Linked DNA regions of Homo sapiens: region 1 is linked to region 2. Evidence: chromatin loops called from intact Hi-C (ENCODE). Cell type or tissue: A673. All regions are shown on one strand. Each heading gives the region's core, and the rest is flanking DNA. Links, peaks and the distances in the headings are about the cores only. Region 1 overlaps PRR16 (proline rich 16). Region 2 has its middle 340 kb from the start of PRR16.

What was found. Hi-C counts contacts between places; a loop is a spot of excess contacts. Peaks named below come from ENCODE experiments on the same cell type or tissue, not always from the same donor. Only the 100,000 strongest peaks of a DNase experiment are listed, where the experiment ranks them.
Region 1: a loop joins it to region 2, with 6 times the contacts of the local background. A loop is called at or near these places in 11 of 110 quality-filtered maps.

Annotation. Positions count from the first base shown.
Region 1 is chr5:120,648,418-120,661,016 of GRCh38, reverse strand. The region is part of intron 1 of PRR16 (proline rich 16); the gene reads right to left. It also overlaps the pseudogene PRELID3BP8. Among named protein-coding and RNA genes, the nearest start is that of PRR16, 190 kb to the right of the region's middle. In A673, for the core only: a CTCF peak has its summit at 4,992 (motif pointing left); a DNase peak (open chromatin) is centred at 4,986.
Region 2 is chr5:120,798,809-120,811,407 of GRCh38, reverse strand. No RefSeq gene overlaps it. Among named protein-coding and RNA genes, the nearest start is that of PRR16, 340 kb to the right of the region's middle. In A673, for the core only: a CTCF peak has its summit at 7,894 (motif pointing right); no DNase peak of the experiment used is centred there.

The DNA of each region.
Region 1 (12,599 bases), core at 1,426-9,425, 150 kb after region 2:
AGTATAGAGACAACTGACAGAAACTCTCAAAGATCTAAGAAAACACAGATTACAAAATCTCAAACATTTCTTTAAAAACAAACACACAAATAAAAAAGCAAAATGACTTGACGATATACTTGACACCATAGGATCATATCAAACATAGAAAAGAATTTCAAATCCTTTTTTTGCTTTTTATATTCCATAATCACTAAATACTATCATAATTTAAAATAAATTCTGAAATTACACCATTTATGCAAATTCTAAAAACACACATAAGACTGCATAATGTCATGAGTGCCTATATAGTAAAAGTTCAAAAGCAACAGGAAAGATAAGCTACAATGTCAAGGAGATGGAGGAGATTGGCTTGACAGCAAGGGAATCAGGGGTTTTGTTGTATCTGTGTCATTTAAATAAGAAAAGAAAAGCCCTAGGCAAATATGTCAAACAAGAGCATGTCTTAAATCTGGATCATTAGTACCTTGTATTATTATATTATTTTCTGTTGTAACATATGCTTAAAAGTGTTCATAATTTAAAATGTTAAAAAGTGAAAAAGTATTGGCTTGCCTTACCATGGAAAAGTTTTGAATACTTTAATTCTATAATATGTGAGATTATTTAAATGTAGATTCTCAGTTAAGAAAGCAAATAAACATAAAGGGCACTGTGGCATGCTTCCTTTAAAGTGATGTCTGTCAATGACAAAATTTAGAATTATAAAATATGTTGCCACTAATATCATATTATTTAAAATGTGTTGACAAGAACAAAACTGTTCCTAAGAAATACAATTTGAAATTATGTAATAACTGTAACATATATGTTTGAGGACTAGAAGATGGAAAATTTCTAAGTATACTATAAAATTCTTGGTTTGCCTAAAGTTGTGAGTGTCTTATACTGTCCTTATTCTAGTTTCATAAACTTAGGATGAGTTTAGTAACGAAACACTCTTCTATGCCCTACACTCCACACTCAATCTGGATGGAGCAATCTAAGCCATGAGGAAGAGTGATCTGAACTACAGAATGCATGGCAGTGCCTGTGTAGTGAGAAGTACTGGGGCTCTGGGTTGGAGGACATGCATATTATCTCAGGTACTTCAGCAACCTGCTCAGTAGCCAAAATGTGAAGGTGTTTCAGCTATAACATCTGTCACTCTTTTTAAGCATCAAGTGATCTGGCTCAATGGTACATTCTCAAACCACTGCAAGTTAAGCCAACCTTCCCTCAGATGACTGTCTCTTTTTGATCCAAGAATGTCAACTTAGCCAAGCTGCCGTTCAAGTATAAATACAAGAGACAAGATAGTTTCAAACCTCATGTTCTCAAGGAATATAAAAAAGACCAAAATTTACCAACCCAGAAGATGAAAGAAAAAGCTATGTTGAAAGGATTAAATCAATATTAATCTACTGTATATTTCAAAATAGCTATAAATGCAATATTCCTAGCATAAAGAAAAGATAAATGTTTGAGATGATAGATATCCCAATTACCTGCCTTGATCATTATATATCACATGAATGTATCAAAATATCACATGTACCCTGAAAATATGTACAAGTATTATATATCAATGAAAACATATTCAGTGGGTAGGTCTATACATTCTGAAGGAGAAAATATATTACATTTTATATTTGACATTTAAAAATTGCCAAATTATCCAATTACAGAGAAAACAAACAGAAACTCTCAAGGAACCAAGAAAACACAGACTACAGATATCTTGAATGCTTCTTTAAAAAATAATGGAATTGACAATGAAATCTAGCCAACAAAGAAATAGAATAAAAATAAAGGATGGTCTTTGAAAAACCACAACTACTAGGTCCTGGAATCAAATTGGTTCACCTTTGAACTTTTATTTTGTGGGGCCAGTGCTTTTGATAATTGTGTACATCCAATGAACCCTTTGAGCATTTTAAAGTATGGTTCATGAAAGACTTGGAATCAAACTAATATAACATATGAGACCTTAAAAGAACTATGATGGGGGGTCGCAGGTGAGAGAGAAAGAGAAAACCCACACTGAACTGCTGAAAGAACCCTGATTGTGACCAGAGGGAAGAATAAGAAGTTGGCAAGGACTGGGGAGGGCAGGAGGGAGAGAGAGATGAAGAAATAAAAAAAGAAGGAAATACTACTTCTTTAGACTTTTAGATGAACAAGTGCAAGATAATTTGATTTCAGACTATATTTCTGGATTTCACCTTTAAAAAGTGTTAATTTTTAAATATGATTTCACTCTCATATAATTAGAAAAATGGGAGCAGATTTATTTACGTAGGGACTCCTACTGCTGGCATTTTATTATTGGAGTTCCTTATATAAATTTTATCTTTATGTCTTGGAGTTCCATATGCATATGTATTGTTGTAGTATCTTATTTTTGTCTTTCATCAAATTTCAAAGCTTCTACTAGACAGTGAGATTGGAAATAATACAGGATCAGAAAGAGATTAGCAAGTAAATTTTTAGACTTGAATACAGAGAGCCTTCAGAATTTATTTAATTATATTATTTGGAACAATTTCAGGGCTTTATGGGGAAAGTGAAATAGTGAACACGAGTATTTCCGATTTGCTTAATGTTTCCCTAGTGCTGTCTGGACATCGTACAAGTGTTGGTTCCATGAAGAACAAGAGAATTCAGAGCTTTTTTTTTTTTTTCCCCCACTCATGGGAAACTGTTACAACAGCTGCAGAAATATCGAAAACCTATAAACCTAAGTGAGGCTGGAGTTGATATACTGGGCAGACATACATGTCACACTGGAGAGTTACCCGACTGTGAGCTTCTCAGTACAATGTGAGGGATGCCTTCCATTGTGAAATCACATATTGTTGCAGAAAAAAAAAGTGCAAGAAAATTCTGTAGTTGTATTTGCAGAGGGAAAATTGAATTTAAATCTACTAATATTTCATTTTCAAACATGGGTCCAATAGTTAGAGCTCTCTGGGAACAACAACAACAACAACAACAACAACATCAAAACCCACAAAACCTCATCACCAGTATTCCCAGGAAGGTACTCAAAGAAACAATGGTTGGTATTGGGATAGCACGTTGGTGTTGGGATAGCATTAGAAAATGCCCTAAAGGAATGTCAATATCCTTCCCATATGGCGACAATCACACCCTTAGTAAAGTTCAGTTCTTAATGGTAAATTCCAAAAAATGAACAAAAAGCAGAAGGTGGGAGGCAATAGGTGGGGGAACATGCGTTCACATTCCTAATGCTTTCTTCCAAGTTGTCACATCCTCACTTCTTCTGTCCTTGGGAAGGCAGAATAAACAGGAGAGTTTGGAAAGAGCATACATAATTAAAGGTCTTCCTTTTCCCTTCCTCTGATGAATAAGTTATGTGAAGAGAAGCCACTTGTTTAGCTCCAGGTGCAGGGAATATTCATCTTGTGGGACTGAATGGGTAACTCTGGGATTCAGTATTTAGACTAAGATATCCTTGCAGAAAGTGGGTAGCATTCTGTTAAATGTCTAACAACCAGCTCTCCAGGGTAAAAAAATCCCCAATGTGTCATTTACCAATTTTCATAGTGCAAATATTCCCACACAATTTGATTTCAAGGCACCAACATGAGGTCACTGAACATGGAACTAGGAGAATGTGTAAATAATTAGCTTTCACAAGCCCCCTATGAGCTGGCTCAAGCACACCACTGCACAAGAGTCATTCTTCAAGCTGCCGTTTATCAGAAACTTAGGTGTTATCTCAGCTTCAATCTGCTTACTCTAAGTTTATCCTCAATTGGTTTAAAACCTGGGCTGGCAAGAGGCATGCTAATTGTTTGTCTCCCTTAAACACCAAAATACATGTAGATCATTTCTAATTTACCTTTAGAGCTCTATGAGCAAAACAGTAGCTGAACTATACTAAGAACTCAGCAAGTTAAAAGAAATAAATCAGTTTGATTTTGTGATGATTTTTCCATATATAAAAATAACTGAGGTGCAATCTTCTTTCGAACAATCTAAGCTCTTTAATTTAAAAAATCACGTGGCTCCTATAAAGTTAAATGCAGACATTTCTCATTCCAAAGCCCCAAGGAATAAAAATTCTAACCTCTTTTATTTTAACCTCAAATATTCCTACAAAAATCATTTGGATATGTTTTCTTCTTAAAGAAGCCTTCAATAAAAGGAACATTATTCTGTGCACAGACAGTTGGTAATCTCATAATAAACGTAGGTTGAATGAAATAAATTCCCAAACAGTTTACTACAGAAACATTAAGCACAAATATATCACTTATGTATGATACTAAGTCAATAATTGGCTGATTACTTAAATTGCTTATATTTGTTTATAATAGACACAAAAATTATAGAAGTGGCTATTTTTAAAACTGGTAAAAAGCTACTTTGGCAAGGTGTACATAAATATGTTAACTGAAATGTGTGCTTTTCATAGCATATTTTTTGTCACAACTAATTATACTGGATTTTAGATATTGGCATCATACTTATAACGATTTTTCCCTTATTCCAGAGTGTCTGGTAAGTACTTTAGTAATTTTTTTTTTTTTTTTTTTTTGAGAGTGATTACTACTGTTAGAATGGCTTTCTATTTTCTTTGGAGCTTAATGTGACATGATAGATTATGGAGGAAGATAACAGTTTTCACATGATAGCTACCACTTATCTTACATCCGTTAAGAAGAGAGGTGCTATAAGAAAAGAAGTAATTGAACCAAAGATAGGCAAAGATATTATAAGTTAGCTATACAAGCTAACTACTCAGTTGACTTCTTCCATGATTGCCTGAAGATAGTGTACTTGCAGAACTTCAGTCAGCAGAAATTAAAGCGCAGTAAAATCCTTTCATAATGTGGTAAGAAGGCTCAAAGACAGTCATTGGTGAAAAGGTGGTGATGATATTTTGAGAATAACGAAATGAACCAAGCAGTTAGGGGGTTTGGAATTCTGGGTCTGACTGTGTACTCCAAATCCAAGTCCCAGTTGGAATTTGGCACCACCTGGTGGCAACTGCATGCTCTGTCTAAAATATAAAACAGGTAAAAGGCTCGGTTCAGTAACTGGCTGGGGTTCCTGGACAGTGATAGTGATTCAAGGGATCTTCTGGTGGCTGGAACCTGTCTTATCATCCCTATCCAAGGAATTGGGAATGATGGATACCAAGAATATAACGACCTTTCCTAAATCCACCTAGATCTTCAAGAGGGTGTCTCACTTCTCTTCACATTTAGCCTTCTCATTTGACCACCTTCATTTGAAAATATGGGTTGCATTCAGAAAAAAAAAAACAAAAAAAAAAAGTCAATTGCTATCATCCAAATTCACATTACCATGAGTCATGTGATTGCATGGTTTTATTTTATTGTGTTCCATACTAGGGTGTTTTAATGTACAATCCCACAGACCATATCCGTGAGTTTTCATAAGACAAATTGAGTAAAGAAATATTTTGGGGGAAAATGAAGCACTAAATTTGGTTATCAGATATTGTCAAACTACTACTTCTAACACTTCCTCTCCTTCTTTTTACTTGTTTGTACAAATGCTTCTATATATGTCTATAATAATAGGTCCATCTCTTTTTATGCTTTATTTTGACGCTAAACTATTAGGGACCATAAAAACCTCTTTTTTTTTAAAAAAAAAAAAAAGGTCAATTATTGATTTGAAGATAAATCATCCATTGAAAATTCTTGCTAACATTATACATTTCTTTTTAGTAATTTGTACAGGTAAATTTTATAGACTTAATGTCTATCAGCTAATATACACAATCACCAAGAGAAAATAAGCATTCATTATTAAGTATTGTATTATTAAATATTTATCATTACCACAGGCCTGAGTTAACATAAAAAATAAGTGAGCAGAGGGATGGGTGGAGACTGGAAATCAGAAATATCATTTTATTTCTCTTTTTCTTTTCAGTAGCTAGTATATATTCTGGCAGGTAATATATGATCAATAATTATGATTGGTGTACATGAGATAAAGAATGCATATATGAATACTTCAGTAAGTATATATTGAGCATCATTTGTTTTTGTTTTGAGATGTGTTTATATATTATGTTTTTGATCGTTCTCCCTTCTCTAATCCTTCCCTCTCTCTTTCTGATAATCTCTAATAGTTGGGTAATGGATGTCCTGGGTTGTTCCTACAATGTTTTTATCTTTTTTTCCCTCATTTTTTCTATTTCTGTCTTGTACTGTTTAGGGCTTTTACCATTCAACTCTTTTACTGAAGTTTTAAACATGGTCATAATATGTTTACATATGAGGACCCTTTCTTATTTTTATTACATATTTTCATAGAATCATATTCTTTTTAAGGGATGTAGTATATTCTCTCTCACTCTGAAATTATTCATAATATTTGAGGTTTACCTTTTCTCTCTGTTGTGTATCTTTCAAATTCCTTCTTATTTTTCCCCTCCTGAATCAATGGAGATGGAAGATAATTTGAGATTTTTTTTAGCTTTTCAATGTATCTCTGAATTTAATTTTTGTTGGAGGTGATATTTATATTTAACCAAGTTAAAAAAAAAAGACACTTTTTGTGGCAACTCTTATGTGTCAAGTAGTTTGTTATATACTAGGGAAAAAAAGGCCATTAAATTTTGTCTTCTCCTAGTAAGTCCATTATCTAGTTTCCTATGCAAAGAAGCAAAGGTTACATGGGGGTAGAAACAAAAAAATTAGGATTAGATTCAATACTCAAAATAAAAGGAGCTTGAATGAGTTAGAAGTCTCTTATTCTCATGTAAAGTAGGTAGTCCAGTGCATATTCAATTTGCGTCTTCTAACTTGTGGTCCAAGATGACTTGCAGCCATCATGTCTGCATTCCAAGCAGCAAAAAAGGGAGAAGGGGCAGCAAATCAAACACACCTCCTCAGAGGATATTTCCTGAAAGTTGTTCACATCACTTAAACTCTATTGGCTGGGTCTACATTATCTGTCACATCTACTAGTTACAAAAGAGTTTGAGAAATGTAGGTTTTTGGGACAGGGTGGTCATTTGCCTAGCTACCTTTTGGATATTACTTTATTGAAGAAGAATCAGTAATTTGTTAAGGGACAATTAACAGTCTGTGCCATAGTCTTGTTTAGGAGTTTAGATTTTTATCCAGATAGTGAGGAGGGGTCATGAAAGAGGTTTAAGCTAAGGCATTACTCACTTTTAAAAGGTCATTTTGATGTGTGCAGGCAGGTCATCATGAGAGGCACATAAACATGAGGTGTATGGCACAAGAGGGCTGCCCATCAGGGACTGGAGAAATGCATCACTTCTAGTGAGAATAAATGACTGCATTAACTTTGTTCTATTTTTTTTTAATGTGAAGCATTGTACAGTTGATTTATAATTATTTACAGAAGTACACTCACCATAAACCTAGGCCTAAGTCAAATAAATGGTAATCAGTGCTCTTGACTGCAGATATCCCTTCCTACCTCTGATTAAGATTTATCTCTTTATTTCTAGAATACCTTTGTTTTTCTAAGGATGTGTATTGTGATTTTTTTAAAAACAGACATGGTAAAAATTTAAATAATGCAAAAAAGATATACCAATATAACACTTATTATTATACTTATGGGTTAATACTATACTGTTTCTTAATTTTAAAAAATCATTTTACACAAAATGCATTTTGGTGTTTAATGCTTAATAACCCTTTATAATGTATATAATCCAAATGCCAGTGAAAAAATACTTTTTTTTTTTACTTTTATTGAATTATATATACAGACAAATATAAAAATCATAATTATAGCTCAACTGTTTTTTTTCCAAGGTGAACATCCATGGGACCAACATAGAGACCAAGAATCTGAATACCACAGGCCCTCCCAGAAAACACCTTGTGCTCCTTCCACAGTCACTTTCCTCTCCCAAGTGAAACCATTTTTCTTGATTTATAATAGCATGAATTAATTTTGCCTATCCTTGAACTTTATCTAAATAGATTAATATCTCATACACACTCTTATGTCTAGATTACTCGGCTGCATTTTAGGTGAATGATGAAATATATCTGCACTGTTATTTTAAATAATCTTTTTATTTTAGAACATTTTTAGATTTACTGAATTGTTGAGAAAATAGTCCAGAGAGTTAACATACACCCTTCACTCAGTTTCCCCTATTTTTAGCATCTTACATTAGTATGGTACTTTTTTACAATTAATAAACCAATATAAATATATTAATATTATTATTATCTAATGCCCATACTTCACTGAGATGGCCTCAGTCTTCACCTAATGTCCCTTTTCTGTTGCACGATCCCATTGAAGATACTGTATGTATCATGTCTCCTTAGGCTCTCTCAATTTCTCAGATATTCCTTGTTTTTCATGACCTTAGCAGTTTTGAGGATTATTAGTCAGGCATTTTGTTGAATGTCATTCAGTTGGGGTTTGTCTATACTTTTCTTATGGTTAGACTAAGGAAATGTGTTTTTGAGAAGACCACAGAGGGAAAACGCCATTCTTAACACATCACATCAATAATACTTACTAAAAATATGATTTATTACATTGATATTAAGCTGGTCCACTTGCCTTCAGGTAGTATTTGTCAGTTTCTCCAATATAAAGTTCTCTTATTTTTCCTCTATCTTTCCCTACTGTACTTTTTGGAAGAAAGTAATACATACTAAAAGTAACAAGCTTATATGACTCCAAAGTATATCATGACTGCTATACTATACAGAAACCTACAGGAAACAAACATTTACCACAGGTCCAATTCATGATGTCCATGTAGAATATCAATAAACAAAAAAAACATAGACACCATTGCAAATATTTCTTTTCCATAGAATCATCTAAATCGATGATCAAAACAGTTGACTTGATCTTTATATTAATGTACATCCATAGAAACAGTCATAAATGAAGTCTACACAAAACCAAGTGAAAGAACTTGAAAGTATAAAAATAATCCAGGTATAAAAATCATTTGACTTACAAGGGACGTGAAAGACCTCTTCAAGGAGAACTACAAACCACTGCTCAATGAAATAAAAGAGGATACAAAGAAATGTAAGAACATTCCATGCTCATGGGTAGGAAGAATCAATATCGTGAAAATGGCCATACTGCCCAAGGTAATTTATAGATTCAATGCCATCCCCATCAAGCTACCAATGACTTTCTTCACAGAATTGGAAAAAACTACTTTAAAGTTCATATGGAACCAAAAAAGAGCCCACATCGCCAAGTCAATCCTAAGCCAAAAGAACAAAGCTGGAGGAATCATGCTACCTGACTTCAAGCTATATTACAAGGCTACAGTAACCAAAGCAGCATGGTACTGGTACCAAAACAGAGATATAGACCAATGGAACAGAACAGAGACCTCAGAAATAATGCCACATATCTACAACCATCTGATCTTTGACAAACCTGACAAAAACAAGAAATGGGGAAATGATTCCCTGTTTAATAAATGGTGCTGGGAAAACTGGCTAGCCATATGCAGAAAGCTGAAACTGGATCCCTTCCTTACACCTTATATGAAAATTAATTCAAGATGGATTAAAGACTTAAATGTTAGACCTAAAACCATAAAAACCCTAGAAGAAAACCTAGGCAATACCATTCAGGACATAGGCATGGGCAAGGACTTCATGTCTAAAACACCAAAAACAATGGCAACAAAAGCCAAAATGGACAAATGGGATCAAATTAAACTAAAGAGCTTCTGCACAGCAAAAGAAACTACCATCAGAGTGAACAGGCAACCTACAGAATGGGAGAACATTTTCGCAACCTACTCATCTGACAAGGGGCTAATATCCAGAATCTACAATGAACTCAAACAAATTGACAAGAAAAAACCAAACAACCCCATCAAAAAGTGGGCGAAGGATATGAACAGACACTTCTCAAAAGAAGACATTTATGCAGCCAAAAGACACATGAAAAAATGCTCATCATCACTGGCCATCAGAGAAATGCAAATGAAAACCACAATGAGATACCATCTCACAACATTTAGAATGGCGATCATTCAAAAGTCAGGAAACAACAGGTGCTGGAGAGGATGTGGAGAAATAGGAACACTTTTACACTGTTGGTGGGACTGTAAACTAGTTCAACCATTGTGGAAGTCAGTGTGGCGATTCCTCAGGGATCTAGAACTAGAAATACCATTTGACCCAGCAATCCCTTTACTGGGTATATACCCAAAGGACTATAAATCATGCTGCTATAAAGACACATGCACACGTATGTTTATTGTGGCACTATTCACAACAGCAAAGACTTGGAACCAACCCAAATGTCCAACAATGATAGACTGGATTAAGAAAACGTGGCACATATACACCATGGAATACTATGCAGCCATAAAAATGATGAGTTCATGTCCTTTGTAGGGACATGGATGAAGCTGGAAATCATCATTCTCAGCAAACTATCGCAAGGACAAAAAACCAAACAACACATGTTCTCACTCATAGGTGGGAATTGAACAATGAGAACACATGGACACAGGAAGGGGAACATCACACACCGGGGCCTGTTGTGGAGTGGGGGGAGGGGGGAGGGATGGCATTTGGAGATATACCTAATGTTAAATGATGAGTTACTGGGTGCAGCACACCAACATGGCACATGTATACATATGTAACAAACCTGCATGTTGTGCACATGTACCCTAAAACTTAAAGTATAATAAAAAAAAAAGAAAAAAGAAAAAAAATCATTTGATAATCTGAACTAGTTGAAGTTTGAATGATTTATTTCTTATTCTTTCTTTTTGCATGTTTCAGATTTTTTCTTTCTTTTTCTTTTTTTTTTTTAGAAGGAGTCTTGTTCTGTCACCAGGCTGGAGTGCAGTCGCATGATCTTGGCTCACTGCAACCTCCACTTCCGGGTTCAAGCAATTCTCCTGCCTCAGCCTCCTGAGTAGCTGCCACTACAGACGCGCGCTGCCACACCCAGTTAATTTTTGCATTTTTTGTAGAGAGAGGGTTTCATCGTGTTGGCCAGGATGGTCTCAATCTCTTGACCTCGTGATCTGCCCACCTAGGCCTCCCACTAGTTTCTGATTTTCTGAAGAAAATGTCCAAAAATATACACTATATAATATTCAGAGTTAATATCACAAATACAGAATAATGATGAGAGAATTTATTCATAGAAGATTAATATAAGTTATATAATTTAATTTATTACGGGGTGCCTTATAAAAATATAATAAGCAAGATACTACCATCATTTTTATCTCCCAAGAAAACAAGTATTTAAAAGTCTAGTGGGAAATAAGACTGAAGAATATATTTTCACCATTTCTGTAGTTTAATATGTAAAATATTTTCTTAATCTAATAACCCAGAAAATAACATGGTAGATTTTTCCCATATTATATTGCAAATTATAAAATGTACTCCCCAGCTTTTTAATGTCATTCAGTAATCTAAACCAGCTTCCAAATGGCCATAGGCTGGAGCTACATCTGTTTACTTTATGCTTAAACCCAGTTATCATATTTCTTTTTGAATTGAAGTAAAAATAAGAAGCCAGATAACTCATAAACCCTGTATAGTCAATAGTAGTAAAAAATCACAATGATCCTCAAAAATAGATTCTGCTATTTTCATTCATCTCTGGGGTAAAATTACTCTTGATCTTCATCCTAACAGTGAATCATGTGGGCTTCCTTGACTGTCATACACTATAAATCTGAGTGATAAATGTAAATCGGCAAGAAATGCATTGTTAACTTCCTAGAGAAAAATACCACTGTTTCCATTACCTTAAAATTAATACTCATACTAACTTCAAAATAATAGGAGAAAAGAATATTAAAATAGACCTAAAATATTCCCTTAGACAATTTATTTCCAACATGACTTAAGTTATATCTTCTTCCAATCCACCCCAGTGGTGTGCTCGAGCCAGCGTGCACTGACTTGCAAGAGCCATTTCTTAAAATTTCTGGAATTTGTGAGCCAATTGTTAAACGATTATTAAAAATTAAACTATATAAACTCACAATTAATCATATTAAAAACAAAAGCAATAACCATTCAAAACGTGTTACTTCCTAATGGTTTACTATTATCCATGGTCTTGAGGGCATTTATATCTATTGTGTAACCTAAAAATTCCATATAAAGGTGTGCTCTTGTGCATCTCTTTCCAATTCCACATTCAGTGACATCAAGTTTGTAGCTTGAAATAAGCTACCATGGGAGTACTGACACTGTAAGAACGGGCAAATACTACAAACCAGGGCTTTGCCTTCCCACCTCAAAAAGCCGGTTGTAAAACATTTGCCAGCACATCACTGACTAACCCCGTATTTAACCCTCCCATCAATTCTCTCTCTGAAAGAAAATAAACTTTTAGTGTTGGTTCTCTTTAAAGATATTTGTTTTGGGGAAATGTCCTGGTTGTTGCCACTTTCAGCTCTGTATGTAATAGTCATTCATTTAAAAATAATAGAGATATTTATTCTCTTGAAAGAAAAATAGAAAAATAATGTTACTCCAAACAGCCATCTCTCAGGCAGAAAGCTTCTATACTGAGCTTAACAAATTCTGAATGTAAGGGAAGGCAGGGAAGCATACTGGTGGTGGAACAAACAGTTTAAC
Region 2 (12,599 bases), core at 3,106-11,105:
AGAAAATATCATGACACACCCACTATAATGGTTGAGCTGCGTTTAAAAAAACAAAAACAGAACACTAACAACCCAAGTGTTTACCAGAATGGGAAACACCAAGAACTCTCATAATGTACTATGGGAATGTATACAATAAAAGAATTTTGAAAAACTGCTTAAAAAATTCAGCATATACCTTATTCATTACCCGGAAATTCTAATCCTAGGTATTTGTGCAAGAGAAATGAAAACACACAAAGCCTTGTACAAAATACACACAGCAATACTCAGAAGCAAAAACTAAAAACAACTGAAATATTCATCAAGAGAAAAATGAATAAATGTATTTGATTGTAATATAATTATATTTTAGAATATTGCTCAGCAGCAAAAAGGAATACAATTCTTACATATACGACAATATAGTTGAATCTCATAGACAAGCTGAGGAAAAGAAGTTGGACATGAGAATATACACTTGATGATTCCATTTATGTAAAGATATAGAAAAGTCAAAACTAATGTGAAACAAATAGTCGCCCCAGAGTGAGTAGACATTGAGTGTTAGGGACACATGAGAATTTCCATAGTGATGGAAATTTATATCTTGACAGAGTTGTACAAACATCTATCAAACTCATTAAATTTCACATTTTAGATCGGTTCATTCTTAATGTATCTAAAATTTACCAAAAAATAACTTTAAGCAGATATTGAATTTTAGTTACTAGGTTTGCTTTTCTTGATATTATAAGTTGGCAATTTTGAAACTATTCTGTCTATATTCTAGAGTTGAGCAAATGAATATAAATTTTGGGAATAGTGGGAGCCATATTTTTCACTGTTGGGGAAATAAATTACAAATATGGAAAAGGGAATGTCCAAAGAGTATATTGTGTTGTTGATTTTGAAAGAGAACCATCAGTATTAACTCATGGCTTTTAATATATAGGTAAAACAAAGAAACAAATACAAATAAAGAAATAAATACAGTGTGTATATGTATATATACCTTAATATCTTGTGTATATATATATTTTCACTCTGCCTAGAAGCAATAAATTACCAGTAGCAATGAATACATTTAGCACTCAGAAGCTTGGTTACTAAATACTATTTTTCATTTGAAAGGAGCTAGACTTTCTTAGAGAAGACTGATTCCAGATCTTGGGCAAGGAAAATGCAAAATAAGCCTATAACATATTTGCCAGAAAGTAATAATATTTTTGAAGAATTACAGTAATACATAAAAAGTCAAATTGAAGGGGTTCCTAATTCCCAAATCTGTATGAATTTGACTATTATCCAAAATACATAATTATAATATTACATTATAACCCATAGTGTAAATTAAGAATCCATTATTCCATTCTAATATAAATTAACAAGCAAGTAGGACAATTTCTTACAGAAAAATGTCAAATGACAAAGAAGGAATCACTGAATTAGGGAATCATCAATGGATGCTAAAACTAGTCAGTAAACGTTTGACTGATAGTTGAATATCTACATATTAAACTCCTCCAGACTACTGATTAGTTGCAAGTGAAAAATAGCCACATTACAGTGGAGAAGAATAGTAGTCTCCACCTTAAGTAATCAAAGTTAATATGAGCAATATAGGTATAAAACAAACTCATGGGCCTCCTGATATTCACTAAAAAGTCTATATCAATTTTGTGATACATCTGACACAAATGCGTAACCCGGGTCTATCCATCACAAAAACAAATCAGAATAACCCAAATTAAGAGACATTCCACAAAATAACTATTTTGTACTCTTTAAAAATGTTAATATCAAGTAAGAAAAGAGAGTCATTTTCAGATTAAACTGAAGAGATATGACACATAAGTGCAATGTGGGATCTTAGGCTGGATCCTGGACTGGGAGCAGGAGATGGAATTTAGCCATTTTGAGATATTTGATAACATTTGTACATGGGCTTTCAGTAGGACCATATTGTTTTAACAACGTAAAATTTTCTGATCTTGATTATTGTGCTGTTGTGTAAGAAAATATCAGTGTTTAACAAATGCAATTAGAAATCTTTAGAGGTAAAGAGACATAATATCTACAACTAACAAATGGTTGAGGGGTAGAAAGAGAATGAGAACAAGTGACTGCAACTGGGGCAAAAAGTAAACAAGTGAGAAACATACATATGGGAATTCTCAATATTATTGCAACTTTTCAATAACTTTATATATAGAAATAAAAAGTTGCAAAAATTAAAAGAGAGGCTGAGAAGTAGTAACTAGTAATGTTGAATATAAAAAATATATATATAGCCCTGGAATCTAAGTGCAGAGAGTGTGTCAAGGATGAGAAAATGTGATCAATTGTGTCAAACGATGATGACAGCCCAAGTAAGATGAGAATGAGAAATAACCACAGATTTTTTTTTTTGACCAAGTTTTTATGCTGCTGATGGGAATAAGTCAGGAGATAACAAAAACAAAATAATGATCCAGGATAGAGAGGGGACAGTCACTGGAGGGATATACTTAAGTAGGTGAGAATGTACTCTAGTGCATAAGTAGATGAATTAGTTTTAGACATAAGCTTGGGTGGATCATCTTGTGACAGATGGGAAGGCAGAGTCAGCCAATGCAGATACTTGTAGATGGGTAAAACTGGGGGTGGGAGTTTGTGGAAACTTTCTTCCTTCAGTTTAAATGTTCAGTCATCAGTTAAGAATGAGGATATGAAGAGACATAATAGTGATTAGAAAAGAAAGAATATATATAATTTGAGTAGAAAAATAAAGGAAGACTTCTAAAGAGCATTAAAGACACAAACTCTTCTTGTTCATGATTTTATAGTGGAATGGAGGAGCGAGTTTATTGTTCTTTCCAGACTTATCCAATTTTATGGATATATATCTACATCAATTTTATGGATATATATCTACATCTATATATGGGTATTTGAAGAGTTAGATTTAACCATAGCTCTAGTTTAGCCTACAACTAGCCTAGAAGGGAGGGATAAAGGAATTGAAGTTTTATCAAAAGGAGTGTTTATAATAACTAAGTGAATAATTTAAGCTATGTAAGGAAGGAAAAATGTTAAGAATGTAAGTGGCTGTGGCTGCAATTGATTGAAGTGTGGGACAGGCTTTTGGAATGGGAAATGAGGCACTAAAGGAAGGGGAGGAGAAAGAGAAGAGGTATTCAAAGTGAAATACAGAAAATAATGAATAATGTAGAGTTTGGGGTAAAAATAAGATCTAGAGTATGGTCAGAAATGGTTGATGAAAGATTGAAGTCAAGATGAGAGGTACTCAAGAAATAAGGGGGAAAGATACTGGAAGATCCATCTATGTGTATATCTTTACATTGTCAAGAATTAAGACAATGGAAGTGTTGAAGATAGCAACAAACAGCCAGGAGCTAAATATTCAAGAAAGGAAGAGGAATAGCCAGGGCATAGGCAAATGACAGAAAGAATGAAAGATAAAGGTTACTGTAATCTTTTATCATAAGATTTAAGTCTAGGTGGTGGGGAGGTTTCCAGAGGATCAGACAAGAACGGTCTGAAATGGCCTGAAAGCAAATTGCATTATAGATGACACCAACCCTCTCTTAAAGCTCAGTGATAAAGACAACTAGGGGTGAAAAAGCAGCCAGTGATTGGACGCTTCAGGGGAAATTGATTCTTTCAGGAGAATTCTGGATTTTTTTTTAAGAACTGGGAAGTGAAGGGAAGTTTAGAAAAGAGTTTGTGAATGCATTTTTTTTTTTTTTGGTATTGATAATGTACTGTGAATTCCAAAGAGTATGTTAAACCTTTCTGAGAAAGGGATAGAACAAGAGATAGAAAGGGTAATTAGAGTGAGGTGACCATGATAGAGAAATCTAAGGTTCTTGGTGGTAATTATATAAAGACGAAGGGAAAGTTTAATAAAATTACTTGTTTTGGATTTAAGACAAATAGAGATAGCAAGGTTGTGAATGTAGGGAATAGGGAGTGATGAGTATCTGGTGCACCATCTTGACCCAGTTGATTGAGGAAAGCAAATCTGGGAACTTACGTCTTACTCACTCTGTGAAAACCTATTTATGGCTGGAATTTTAGGAGTTCAAAACCTGAAGAGATCTTAGACCAGTGGGTGTGTTTACCCCTGAATCCTATTGACAAAGGGGCAATTTTACGTCAAATTCAATCCAACTTAAAGATTTTTATATTCTGTAAAATAAAAAGTTACACATTCTAGCTAATATTAATATTTGTTTAGTACTAGTACTATGCTATGTACTGTAAATGTATACTAAGTGTGTACGTGTTTTAATTCAATTAATCCAGACAACATTAAGAAATAGGTACAATTATTTATTTTAGAAATAAAGAAACTGAGGTAGGGAAGTTTAAGTAGCTTATCAAGATCACAAATCCAGAATTGTTTTTAAGCCAGGATTTTATCCCAAGGAATTCAGCTCTATAATCCATATATTTATGTAAATGACAACAAATGAAAATACAATGCTCCTTTATAGTCTCTCCTAGTAGAACTTCATTTTTATATGTTAAAAGCTCACCTACAGGACTTCCAAACCAGTGCAATGGAATGAGAAAACTATGTTGTTCCATTTCAATTCCTACCTTTAATAGAACACCTGGAATCATCATCTTTTATATTTGGTGATGAAAGTTATGTTTAATGGATTCACTTATTTCCTCTTTGCAAATTTTAACTATTGAACTATTAAAAACATTCGTTTTTTATGTTAATTACAGCTATTAGGTAACATAGAAACACGTTCCACCTCAGGAAGAGACATTTAAGAAGTATTTTTAACAACAACAATGCTTCCAAGACTGTTCCTTCTCTTTGGCTAGAGAACAGTCATCAGAGATACAGCTGTGAAAGCAGCACAGAAGTGGAAGTATCACTAGAAAAAAAAACTGTAAATAGCTCCTCAAGGAACAAGGCAATAGAGAGGTCAATTATTTGGAAAGCCGTTAGACAAGAGCCTGTTCTGATTTGCATGTCCCAAGACTCTGCATTTGGGAATCTAGGGTGATAAGTGTGATCAAACATTATTTTAAGCAGCAGCCAGATGGATGCTCAAATTACATGCTTTGGCTTCCAGCAGTTTTCATGATAGGTTGATTGTGCAATGTTTCCTACACTTAGCGGGTGCCTTACTGTCCACTCTATGCAATTCAAATTGATGGCAAGCCAACAGTCATCAAACTAAACATAATATTGTCTTGGATTAATATTTTCTACAAATTTTATGAGTTTGTAGCAGTAATTATAAAATATATCCTCAATTTTGCAAATTTAAAATTTATTCTATTAAATTTGGGGGCTATATGGGGTAAGGGGCACACAGGCACATACTTCTATTTTATCATATTTAATTTTTCCTTGCTATGAGTTATTATTAATTTTATTACTCTGAACAGAAATGGAACATAAATGTCCACAAGTGCTTCCCCAGTTTCTAGATGGGAGAAACTAGACTAAAAATCAATAAATGCCAGACCGAAGAAAAATCAGTAAACCGAGGTTTAATACAGTACGCATGACCAGGAGAATTTTATCTTTACTTTTAAAAAATGTACTTAATAAGGCTTAATTATGCCAGTTTATTTTTACTTTGTCTTCATGGAAACTAAGTGCTTAATAATCTTTTCTTTGTAAGCATTATTCACACATTTGAAAATTATTTGTCGATTTTTCCCTGACTTGTTTCTTCTCTAAGTTAAATCATGTCCAATTCTTTTGTTATCAATCTTCTTATCTAACCCTGTAACCACTTCTGTATGTTTTTGGCATTATAACTAACGAGTCCTTTAATGTTCTCCAGAGTAATAGTTTAACATATGAAGACTTCAAGAGTAAAAAATAAAGAAATAAACTAAATGGAAGGTGAAAAATACATCAACCACTCCTATTACCTATTATCCTGCTGATGATCCAGGACTATCTTCCACTTCCTAAGATATAGTAATTACCAGATGCACTTTCTATATGTACATAGTGTTCTTGATACTCAGAATTCAAAGCTTATTTGCTGTTTGCCAGTAGTGATGGTAAAGTTAAATCAAACAAATCTATTTCCTTGCTGTCTCCCTTGAGTAGTAAACGTTGCTAAGAAAGCTGGAACAGATCCTGGAACCATGGATACTTGCATGTTGAAGTGTTTTCCTCTTTCGCAGGAAACCTTGAGGCTTTCAGCTACTCACACCCTAGATACAGGTTCTATGCATGCAGAAGAGCATATTATTTGATGCTTCCAAGCTACTGGGAAAGCTGAAGGAAGACCTGACTACAACTGAGCCAGCTGAGCACTACTCATCCCAGACTGACAACTAGAAGTTTTGCACAGAAAAAGAGGGATGAACTGGGATAGGAAGGCAGGCTCAGGGAAAGCAGCATGGTATCAGGGATCTGGAGTGAGAATGAGTACCAAAGGAACATGGTTGAGATCTTCACATTTGTTCCAACAAAGAAGCGTGATTGGTCATCCATTATCAATGCCGCCTTGGTAAAAGAGTCTTTATAGCCCACTCCATTCACATCCCCAAGTTTTTACATAAATCAATCATACAACCTTTCATTTGGGACCCTAAGCTCTGAGCGTGACATCTCTCCCCTATTGTGTTACCTACCAATTATCATGAGGCCCTCTCCCTGTCCAGATGAGCACCACAGTAACAGCCCTGCAGAACACACCAGTCCCTGAGTAACACTGCATCTAATCATCAATTATTGGATGCTCCTTGTTGCCCCTTTCTACTTTGTCTCTTATAATAAATTAGTTTTGGTTGCTTTTTTAAAAAAATTAACACTACAGTCTTGGCCTCAGACTTAATAGTAATGCAAGCTGCCTGGATGTCTGTTCTTTCACCCTTCCAAAGCAGGTGTAATATAACTCATAATAGAGTGGCTCACAAATATCACGTGAATTGAATTTGTTGATGGTTGGTGAAGCTGCAGAGTTAAATGTGATTACTCACCATGTCTAGTTCTAGACCAGCATCACTATTGCATGCATAGCCAGATAGAATATGAGCCATCATCATGATCACCACGTGTAACCCTTGTAGCCTTGCCTATAAGAAGCTAATTTGCTCCTAACACATAGTTGAATATTAAGTATATAAATAGATTGCCCTTTGATTGACTACTATGCTTTTTGCTAAAATGAGGTTAGTCATTTTCATGTTATTTGGGATTTGACCTCTTAAAATACATTTTTATAATTTTTCATTTATCTTAGTTTTTTTTTTTTCTATTTTACTAGCCCAATCAATGTTCACATAGCTCCTTGGTGTTTCCTCCTCATCTCTCTGACTTCCAAATAACGGACTGTCCTAGGATTCTATTCTTGTATACTGCTTTATATAAAATATTGTTTTAATAACACTTACTTTCCCAATCTTCATCATTTTCTATTCACCACACACTGCTGTATTTTTCTTTATATTTCTTATTAGCATTGGACATATTCTGTATTTGCTATTACATTTGTGTTTACTGATCATCTAACTATTTTCATTATAATACAAGCTCTATTGTTTTTCTTGCGTTATTTTATCCCAGTTCTTAAAATCATGCCTCAGTCTAGTAGACACTGATTAAATATTTGTAGAGTGTTAGTATCAATCCTGGATTTCTAACATATTTGTTTCTTGTATAATTAATACATTTGTAAAGTAATTAAACATACTGTATTCCCTCAAATGATTTCTGCCCTACCAAGTTGATAGAATTATAGAAATATTTGATTATTATGTTTTGTAACTACCAGTACAGATGATAACTTAAGCCATTAATGTGAACAGAAAATAAGACAGGCCTTTACATTTTTTTTCTCTCTCTCTCTTTCTCAAATAAAATATAGGAACAAACAACAAAAAGAACAAGTTTAATGGTAAGTTTAATGGTTAAGTTAATCATTTTACCACAAGAGGGCATAAGTTCATTTATAAAAATCTATGACAGTGCTCCATGTAATTGGAGAAAAACAAAACACAAAAAATGAAACATCCACAGTGAAATCGTCAATCCTTCTCCTACAACTTCTGAGGAATTTCTTTGGACAGATGAAAAAAATAAATATTTCTATTTATTTTCTATCCTACCAGGTGCCTGCCTAAGAATTTCATTGTTTTAAGAAGCACTCTTTTAATTTCAAGCTTTTAGTGGAAAGCATTATATAGATGGGAGTTTATTGAAGAAATTATCTCAAAGAGTTTTCTTGGCTTTGCAAAAGAAGGTCTTAATGATAAAGTGCTTTATTTAAGAAAGTGACAATAATTGGGGTTTGAAGGCAGTTAAAGACAGAATGGTCTGAAAATGTGGTCAGCTGAGAAGATGGCTGTACTTTGGATATGAAAGACGACAATGCGTAGGATATGAACAAAGAAAACCTCACATTCTGCAATGCAAAATGTGAAAATTTAGATTAATACTATTAATCTAAACACATTAAAATGAGTGCTGGCCCTTGAGCTAGGCTATCATCCTCCCGTATTTCTCTTGTTTCAGTAAAATTTGCTAGACCCAGAAAAGCCATGTGCTATTTGTGCTTTGGTGAAGGAGAATAGAGGTGGTGTTCAGTCTGAGGAGAAACAGTGTGGAGAAGGACACCAAGTCCAAGGGGTGACCTGAGGAACCGAGCAATCAGTGGCAACAGGCAAGTGGAGCAGTTGGGGAAGGGAGAAAAGAACATTCTGCAGAGAGGCTGAGAAGGAACTGGTTTATCCTACAGTTGTGACAAGCAGGGGAAGAGGGAGTTTACTCAATGTGGAAAAAAACAGATATTTAGAGGATTTGGGAACTCCAAAGTAGCAAAAAATTGGCTTATACAGAAGAAAGGCTTTTACATCCAGTCATCTAGTTATTTCAAATTCTAGTCTTGAAAAAATAAGAAACAACAAACAGAATGCATTAGCATGCTCACTTACAAAACTTCTTTTACTGAAATGTACAGTACTTCATTGTTAAGCTCTTGGCTTTTATTGCATTTCTTGGCACTTTGTTTTCTTCTTTCTAGTGAATTAATTATATAGCTTAATATTCTTCAGTTTTGCCCTGATTTCTAGGAAGTTAAATTTTATGCTTTGCAATGCAAATGTATTAACCCTTACAGTAAAAGCATCTGCTTTATCTCCTGTCTTTTGCTACTAGGTTCGTGTTTGTGACCATGAATTATTTTGCATGAATTGCCTTTGGTATAGGCTTCCTCAAGTCCTTTTTGGAAGGGAGCATCATAAAATAAATCATTTCAGAATACCACAGGTCAGGAACATATCACCCGATGGGCAATCCAGAAAGGACTCTACCTTCCATGCCCAGTTGGTGGAGTATTGACAGAAGATGCTTCTTTCGGTGATGTGCCACTCCAAGTGGTGACTTTAGATATAGTAGTTTATTTAGAAATGGAATGGCTTCCTTTAAAGCAATCTTAATTTCTCTCTAAGAAAATATATATGCTTTCTGGCATCTAAATTCAATGACATCAAGGAAATGGTTTGAGTATGAGTGAGCTCTACCATCCGTACCAAAGGTCTTCTCAGTCTGTATTTTAATTGCCAGATTCCTTGTCTCTCTCTAAAATAGATTCTAGGTTCCATGAGGGCAAGCTCTCTATTTGGTTCTTCATTCAATCCCTATTCACCTGATAAAATTTGGAACATATCTGCTCAGTATTTGTTAAATGAGTAAAGGAGAATAGTGAAGAGCAAGATTTTAAATTGGACCTAGCCTAAATTCAAGGATTATGAGTTTCCTGGAAGAAGGGTTGATGACTTTAAAGTGTAGTATTTCATGAAGACTCTTAGAAGTTAAAGCCGCCAGTAGGTTGAGATAATTTGCCTCTAGAAAAGGCTGAAGAGAACTACTTTGGGGCTTCCTTTGGTAATTTAATATTCATGTTATTTTTGTCAGTATTTGCAGCAGGTAATGTTGATAGATCTTTTCTGCTTTGAAAAACCTATATCTAAAAGAGCCTTCTCACAAAAACGGGAGGCTGCTTCTCAAATCTCAAGTGAAAGCAAACTTTTATCTCTTCCCTCTTTTGCTTTTAGTTTTGCTTCAGTTATTTTAATTTTCTTAGCAAATTGAATTATTTAGGAAAACATCAGTGTCCAGTTTATATCACATATGCTGAAGAAAATAAACCATGCCAATAAAAATCCATTGGCAAAGGCAATTTCCACTTCAGCACCTCTCAGTATTCTCTCGAATGGTCTACATGGAAGGAGTAGTTTAGAACTATTTCCTTTTTCTTGGGGGATGGGAGTGTTTTTCTCTGAGAAAAATAAATGATTTTAACTTCTTAACCATCTGCTAATTGTTCATGACAATACAACTTTAATACCTACATACATTAGTTAATATTTGGTAGAGTATTAATATTTTTAATGTGCAAATAGAATATTCTGACATTTGAAATTCAAATGGATACTTTTTATTTCCTTTAAAATAACTGTTAGGCTACATAGTGGACATTTTTATTTGTTCTACATTAATTACTATGTACATTCTCCTGTTGAAAGTGTTGAATTTCTAAGAGAAGCAATTTTGTGACTAAGCCACAATGATTGTAAGAACACATCTCCTATTTTATGCCATAATTAAACAACTGTTTGTTTGTTATTCTTAAAAGTATGATTTCATTCCAGAGGGGGATAATATTTAATGGTATCTTTAAACAGAAGCCTTAACATTAATTGACATCACACAGCAAATAAAATTTAACAAACATAGTATTTTCTGATGTTTTGTAAATATCCCTAAGGAGGATGCTTTGCTTTTTGAGATATATTTATCTTATTTCCTTGTGTTTCCTTAACTAATGTCTACATCTGTACTTTTGGAAAATAATAATTACTGCACCAAAGGCCATTTCTCCAGTGAACGTTCCTATTATCTCTCAAACTTAGGTTTTTCTCCCTTCTTAATTTCATTTCTTGTTAATTGAGTAGAATTTCCTGAAATGAATGAAAGACTTTTCATACATCACTATCATTATTATCAAATAATAAGAATATAGTTCAAAAATCTATAGCATTTATAAATGCTATAACACTGGCTATGGATATTCTTGAAGAAAGAGGTGCTCTCAGTTTCTACACTGGAATATACACAAGTGCATGGAAAATCAACTACACCAGTGGCCCATGCAGTGTTGATTGTAAGAGCAGAAAATAACCTAAATACCCCATGACTGAGAAATGAGTGATTACATTCTCATTTAAGATAGATAAAGCATTATCATGAGATACAAGTAACAATTTAAAATATATATATAATATATATTTTATATATATATATCTTTTCATATATAGACAAAAAGATCTCCAAGATTTATTCTTTTTAATTTTTTTAACTTTTAATTTTGTGGGTACATGGTAGGATGTATATTTATATATTTATGGGGACATGAGATATTTTGACCAGGTATGTAATGCATAATAATCACATCAGGATAAATAGGGTATTCATTACCTCAAGCATTTATGCTTCGTATTTCAAACAATCCAATTACACTCTTTTAGTTATTTTAAAGTGAACAATTGCGATTTTTTTTTTTTACTATAGTCACCCTGTTGTGCTAGCAAATACTAGGTCTCATTTATTTTTACAACTATATTTCTGTACCCATTAACCAACCCCACTTCCCTGCTACCTTCACTGACTACCCTTCCCAGTGTCTGGTAACCATCATTCTACTCTCTAAGTCCATGAGTTCATTCATTTTAATTTTTAGCTCTCAGAGATGCATGAGAACGTGTAATGTTTGTCTTTCTGTGCCTGGTTTATTTCACTTAACAAAGTGACCTCCATCCATATTGCTGCAAATGACAGGATCTCATTCCTTTATAATGACTGAATAGTACTCCATTGTATGTTAAGTTTCACGTTTTCTTTATCCACTCATCTGTTGATGGACACTTAGGTTGCTTCCAAATCTTGGCTATTGTGAATAGTGCTGCAATAAACACGGGAGTGCAGATATCTCTTTGATATACTGATTTCCTTTCTTTGGAGTATACAGCTAGGAGTAGGATTGCTAGCTCATATGGTAGCTCTATTTTTAGTTTTTCAGGAATCTCCAAACTATTCTCAATAGTGGTTGTACTAATTTACATTCCCACCATCAGAGTGTGAGAGGTCTCTATTCTCTGCATCCTCAGCAGCATTTGTTATTGCCTGTCTTTTGGATATAAGCCATTTTAACTGGAGTGGGATGAAATCTCATTGTAGTTTTGGTTTGCATTTCTCTGATGCTTAATGACGTTGAGCACACGGCCTCCTGTAACCATGCCCTGGGCTACTGCCTATGTTAGCTCAAGGCCCTGGAGCTCTACAATTAGCAAGTGGCAAAGTTAGCAAGGTCTGTTACCTTTCCTTCAGGACAGTTATCTCCCCCTGGCCAAGGCTGGGGCCAGAGGTGCTGTCTGGGAACCAAGGACTAGAGTAAAAAAACATAAAAGTCTACCTGACGTTCTATTGCACTGCAGCTGAGCTGGCTCTCAAAGTACAGGATGCAGTTATTCCCACTCTTCCCTACCCTTGTCAAAAGTAGAGGAGCCTTGCCTCATGGCCACTGCCACCACAGACCCATGGGGAGTACTGCCAGGCTACTTCCAAT